Linked DNA regions of Homo sapiens: region 1 is linked to region 2. A link is an interaction called in ENCODE POLR2A ChIA-PET data of the cell type or tissue named here. Cell type or tissue: OCI-LY7. All regions are shown on one strand. Links, peaks and the distances in the headings refer to the core of each region. The heading gives the core; the rest is flanking DNA.

Region 1 (2,911 bases), core at 121-2,620, 62 kb after region 2:
AAGAGCAAAACTTCGACTCAAAAAAATAAATAAATAAAAAATAGAAATATATATATATATATATATATATAGGCAAATAATGAAAATATGATGTGATTAGAGTTAGAAAGAAGTTTATATAAAGTGCCATAGAAATATGGATGAGATGGGCTGGGTACAGTGGCTCATGCCCAAATCTCAGCACTTTGGGAGGCCAAGGTGGGCAGATCACTTGAGCCCAGGAGTTTGAGACCAGCTTGGGCAACATAGTGGGACCCCTGTCTTTATAAAAAAATAAAAAACCACATGAGAACACATCCTGGCTAAAAAATAAAATAAAAGAGGGCTGGGAGCGGTGGCTCATGCCTGTAATCCCAGCACTTTGGGAGGCTGAGGTGGGCGGATCATGAGGTCAGGAGATCGAGACCATCCTGGCCAACATGGTGAAACCCCGTCTCTACTAAAAATACAAAAATTAGCTGGGCATGGTGGCGCGCACATGTAGTCCCAGCTACTTGGAAAGCTGAAGCAGGAGAATCGCTTGAACCCAGGAGGCAGAGATTGCAGTGAGCCGAGATCACGCCACTGCACTCCAGCCTGGTGACAGAGCGAGACTCTGTCTCAAAAGAAAAAAAAATAAAATAAAATAAAGAGAAAGAAATATGGATGAGACTACTCAGGAGGCTGAGATGGGAGGATCACTTGAGCCCAGGAGGTCATGGCTGCAGTGAGCCACAGTCCACACCACTTGCACTCCGGCCTGAGCAATATATATATGTATATGACCAGCCTGACCAACATGGCAAAACCCCGTCTCTACTAAAAATACAAAAACTAGCCAGGCATGGTGGTGTGCACCTGTAATCCCAGCTACTTGGGAGGCTGAGGTAGGAGAATCGCTGGAACCCAGGAGGTGGAGGTTGCAGTGAGCTGAGATCAAGATTGCGCCACTGCACTCCAGCCTTGGGGACAGAGTGAGACTCCGTCTCCAAAAATATATATATATATATATATGTGTGTGTGTGTGTGTGTATATGAAAATATATGCATATATAATGATATTTATATATATGAAAATATATACATATATTTTACATATGTGGGTGAAAAAGCAGAGCTGGATCAGGAAGACAGAATGGGTATGAAAATACAAGGTCAGGATAACACCATTAGCAATATACACAGACAAGGGAAGAACAAAAGAATAAGGATTATCAACGTACTGCCTCAATATTAAATCAAAACATCCTATTAGAAATAGGTCTCTTGCCCAGTGGTCACTCTTCAGTGGGTATGTGTTTCCCCAGGGGTGGACAGAACGATTCACCAGGATGTAGGAAGAAGATACGGAATATTCTATTTATTTTTATTTTAACTAAAAACAGTAGAAATTAAACTTTATGAATTTTAATGTATTGATGAAAACCAGGACCCTTATGAAGTTCCATGCCAGCCAATTGCTGCCCATATTTGAGATATCTGAGGAAAATGTGACATTCCATAACAAGAAGTCTATCCATGCAAGTGGTTATACATCAATTTTTTAAAATTGCAGTAAAATATACATTACATAAAATTTACCATTTTAACCATTTTTAAGTGTACAGTTCAGTGGCATTAAGTGCATTCACACTATACAACCATGCCAATTTTTAACTAAAGCATACGAAAATGAGTATGTGGCTTAAAAAGATACTTGTAAAGAAACTATATGTTAAATAACGATAATACTAATGTAATCATAAGTAAACAAGAAAATGGCAGAACACTTTCCCTATTCCTCTTACAGGCCTTCTTTAGCTAGAATGAGGTTGTCAAAAATTAATTAAATCTATGAAGATGGTCTCCCAAATTATAAAGTATCAAGAAGGTCATTCCAAACATGAATCCACATTAACTATTATGAATTAACTTCACCCTAAGTATATACTCTACATCAAAACTCTGCAAACTATAGCTCATGGGCCAAATCCAACCCACTGCCTGTTTCTGTAAATAAAGTTTTATTGGCGCACAGTCATGGTCTAGGCAAAGTGAAAAGAACACAGAGGATAATGTCTAGAAAATGTACACACGGCCAGGGGTGGTGACTCACACCTGTAATCCCAATACTTTGGGAGGCCGAGGTGGGCAGATTACCTGAGGTCAGAAGTTCGAGACCAGCACTGGGCGTGGTGGAATACACCTGTAATCCCAGCTACTCAGGAGGCTGAGGCACGAGAATCGCTTGAACCCGGGAGGTGGAGCTTGCAGTGAGCCAAGATCGCGCCACTGCACTCCAGCCTGGGCGACAGGGCGAGACTCTGTCTCAAAAAAAAAAAAAGAAAAAGAAAAAGAAAAAGAAAAAATGTACACACAATGCAAAAATGAAAAACAATTCAGTACAGCACAATGGTCAAATAAATAATTCAAAGGTAATAGGAAAGGAGTATTCCTTTTTAAAAATAATGTTTGTTAACAGATGTTCATACCAAATATGCAGAAAATTCTAAATATTCACATAATATTTTGATTTTCTTTTAGTAAAAAATTTGCATCCATCTTATAAAGTTTTGTATCCTGCTTTCTCGCTTAGGAGCATCCTCGAGTTTCATGAAAAAATTCTTCAAATACTGTATCTTACTTTTTATGGCCACATAAATCATAGATCATACCATATTGATATACAGCACATGGATCATACCTACTGATTAACTTTTAAGTTATTTCTCATTTTTGCTATTACAGACTCGGCCCAAACACACTATCTTTGACTACCCTTGCTAAAAAAATCACTCCCATCTGACCACTTACAACAGTGTGCGTTACCACTGACCTAGCACTTATGCTACATTACCTACTTTGTTCTGTAGTTAATCTGTGTTCTTGCTCTAACTTCCCAAGGAGTTTATAAGCCAACAGAGGGCAGGAATGATGTCATTCATACCTGTCA
Region 2 (2,911 bases), core at 155-2,654:
GACCCTGCGCGGGAGCAGGCAGCTCCTGTGCTGTAAAGAAAATTGATTCGCTTGCGGCTCACCTCAGTCGAGGAAGCCCTGGAATGTTCAGCAGAACACCACCACTGTGACATGGGGCTGTGGCAGTGGGAGACACCGCGCGTGGCGTGGGTGTGTGTGGCAGCGTGGCTCGCATTCAGTCCTGTGTAGGAGAGGAAAGGGAATCAAAAGCTTGAGCACAAACAGATACCTCAGCCCGGTAAGCTGCAGCTCTGCTCAACTGCGTCTTCTCTCAGCCCTCCACACACACTCACCCCCACTCCCACACACATACACACACACACACACATACCCCATCTCCCGAGGGCTGACCTCCTCTGGCCTCAGCCTGCAGGGTGTGGGCAGAGAAGGGCATCTGGGACGTGGTGCCAGTGAGGAGCCCAGTTGGCTGGCACTGGGCCCATTTGAAGGTGTCTCAGACATTTGGCCAGTATGTCTTTCTCAGGGGTTTGGTCACAAAGGATGGACTCTTCCCACCCAGAGGATGCAGGGAAAGCACACTGTGTCTTTCCGGTCATTGGATCCTCTCCCTTTCCCCAGGCAGCTCGCCTGGCCACACCGTTGGAGTGAACCCTCACTGCCCTCAAGGACAACAGCAGGGTGTCACCCAGAGCCCGATGAGGGGTGCCAGCAGGTGCCCCCACGAGTGGGGCCTTGGCCCAAGCAGAGCTTCCCCTGAAGGTGCCATCAGCCAGGGCAGCTCTGTCCCCTCCTGCTCTCCATCTTATATGTATTCTAACCAGGAAAAATGTGATAGCACATGGGTAGCCTAGGCAGTGAGTAAATACCTCAGATGTCCTCCTGCAGCAAGTGTCTATATGTTGTGGTTATTTTCTATCTTACATGTTCTCGAATGTTTATATTTCAATAAACCTCTACCTCTTCACACAAGCAGGTCTCTCTCAGTTGCTTTGAGTGGCCTTTCCACTGGACAGTACTGGGGAGAGGTGAGCTCCTTCAGAGTGAAAGGGGACTGAGTGAACTACTCCTGACCCCTTGATTTCTCCTGAACCTTCTCCCCTTCACCCACGCCTTCTTCAAAGGGAAAGCTCACTGAGCTCACTCTCAGCTAACCTTGTGTGTTAGCAGGTTTCTCTGGCGTTACCCCAGAAGCTCCTAGAAAAGCCTGCCCGGCAGCAAGCCACAGGCCCCGCCACGCCATTGGCCAGGATTGAGTCACGTGCCCTCCCCAGAGCCAATGGGAGCGAGGGGGCAGGGTGACCGGGAATGACCTTAGACTGCCCGCCCTGCGCGGAGGGAGATCCACTACAGGCTGCGCCTCTGCCCCTGCGAGGGGCACCCCTGGGTCTCTGGGAAACGGAATGGAGGGTCTTATGGAAGAGAAGGTTTGGAACCACCGCTGGAGGGAAGGGGAGAAGAAAGCAAGCAGGAGTGGCGCGAACAGGAAGGGACTAGGGATAGAAGCCGGGCTTGGACACAGTGAGGCACGAACCCCGACAGACACAGAGACAGACAAGGGGTGCTGATCTCCTCACTGGGCGGGGTGGGCAGGAAAAGGAACAGGAGCTGGAGCTAGAGCGAGGGCTGCGAGCGGCGAGTGGATACCCGGCCTCAGGGAGGAGCTTCCAGGAGGGCAGGGGTCTCCTTTGGAGCAGCACCGGGGACGTTTGCTCGGCAAGGGCTTTTTGTGCGAAGTAACCGAAGCCAGTCAGGCTAATGGCGGCAGAGAGAAGGATTTATTCTTGCACCCAGGGTGTGCGGAGGAGCCCAAGGGCATTTGGACCTGTGTTGACGTCCGGAAGGGCCCGGAACCCAGGAAGCTCTGCCCGCAGAGGGTATTCCTCTCCCTCTGAAGACCACCTCAAAGCTCAACTTTATCACCTCCACGCATGAGACCGCCGGCGGCTGAACTAAAATCTCACCATCCCAATTCCAGTTTCTGGGAATTGTCACCTCCATTCGCTCTCATTAGAAATCCAGCTTTTTTCACGAGGTGAATAACAGGGCAGTTGACAGTTCCCAAGTTTTCTGTGTCCAATCTTCAGCCCTGGAGGGACTCTTCTGCTCCAAGTCCAGCGATCCCGGGAGGGGGCCCACTGGTCCAGTACGGCTCAGTACCCAGCCCTGGATCCACCAGCTGACGCTGGAAGGAGTGGGTCATGAAGAACTCAGCACGAACGCAGCTGGGTACGAATTCCCAGAGATGTCCTGTCCCTCCACGGTACCAAGGACCCCTCCTTTAAGAAACTGCTTCACTGAAGGCGCAGATGGAGGGAGGGATCGGCAACAGAGTTCAGAGGGGTTCCGGGGGCACATGGCTCAGCCGGAGGAAGCAGGCTGAGGAGGGGCGTTCAGAATGGCCAGATGACCTCGAGGGGAATGCCAAGCCTCAGCCCACTTTGCCTGTGGCTCCTGAGGATGTTCATGCTGTCAAGCTCAGAACAGCTGAGAAACTACCTTTCTGGGGCAGATTAGGGGACCAGGGGGCTTAGTTGCTGGTTTGCTGTGTGACCTATGACAAACTCTGGGCAGTTTGTCTGTGAAATGGGGACTCTAGTGTGATCGGAGACACAAGTGAATGAGAACTCACTTTGAAATGTCTAAAGCCCAGTGCCTAAGGCCTTCCTTGGCAAGACAGAGAGTCCCTGGTGGGCACTGTCCGATGGCATTAGGGCAGTAATTGGGCCAACCAAGCCTACAGGCCCGCAGCACCCCCTATGGTGTTGGGCAGTGCCTGCCTAGCTCTACTCTTAGCCACAGGGTCCCCTGGGAAAGTGCCAGGTGGTCTCATCCACCAAGAGCCATATTGGCAACATTGTGCCAACATGGGCATTTCAGGCCTGTGTCAGGGAGGGGACAAGGAGTGGTTTCTGCCAGGGAGGCCTCAGACTGCAGTTGCCTATGACAGGCT

The links. Peaks named below come from ENCODE experiments on the same cell type or tissue, not always from the same donor. Only the 100,000 strongest peaks of a DNase experiment are listed, where the experiment ranks them.
Region 1: POLR2A ChIA-PET joins it to region 2 with 10 read pairs; 3 of 35 experiments call an interaction of 5 or more read pairs at or near these places.

What each region holds. Positions count from the first base shown.
Region 1 is chr15:74,659,442-74,662,352 of GRCh38, forward strand. All of the region lies in intron 3 of EDC3 (enhancer of mRNA decapping 3), which reads right to left. Among named protein-coding and RNA genes, the nearest start is that of EDC3, 35 kb to the right of the region's middle. In OCI-LY7, for the core only: no CTCF peak of the experiment used is centred there; no DNase peak of the experiment used is centred there.
Region 2 is chr15:74,597,202-74,600,112 of GRCh38, forward strand. It overlaps ARID3B (AT-rich interaction domain 3B), which reads left to right. Exons shown (of 9, transcript NM_006465.4): 9 at 1-930. CLK3-AS1 (CLK3 antisense RNA 1) reads right to left here. Exons shown (of 9, transcript XR_007064715.1): 9 at 1,718-2,911. Among named protein-coding and RNA genes, the nearest start is that of CLK3-AS1, 17 kb to the right of the region's middle. RefSeq lists enhancers at 1-308, 924-1,812, 1,087-1,381. In OCI-LY7, for the core only: no CTCF peak of the experiment used is centred there; a DNase peak (open chromatin) is centred at 1,220; H3K4me3 peaks cover 1,021 bases; H3K27ac peaks cover 351 bases.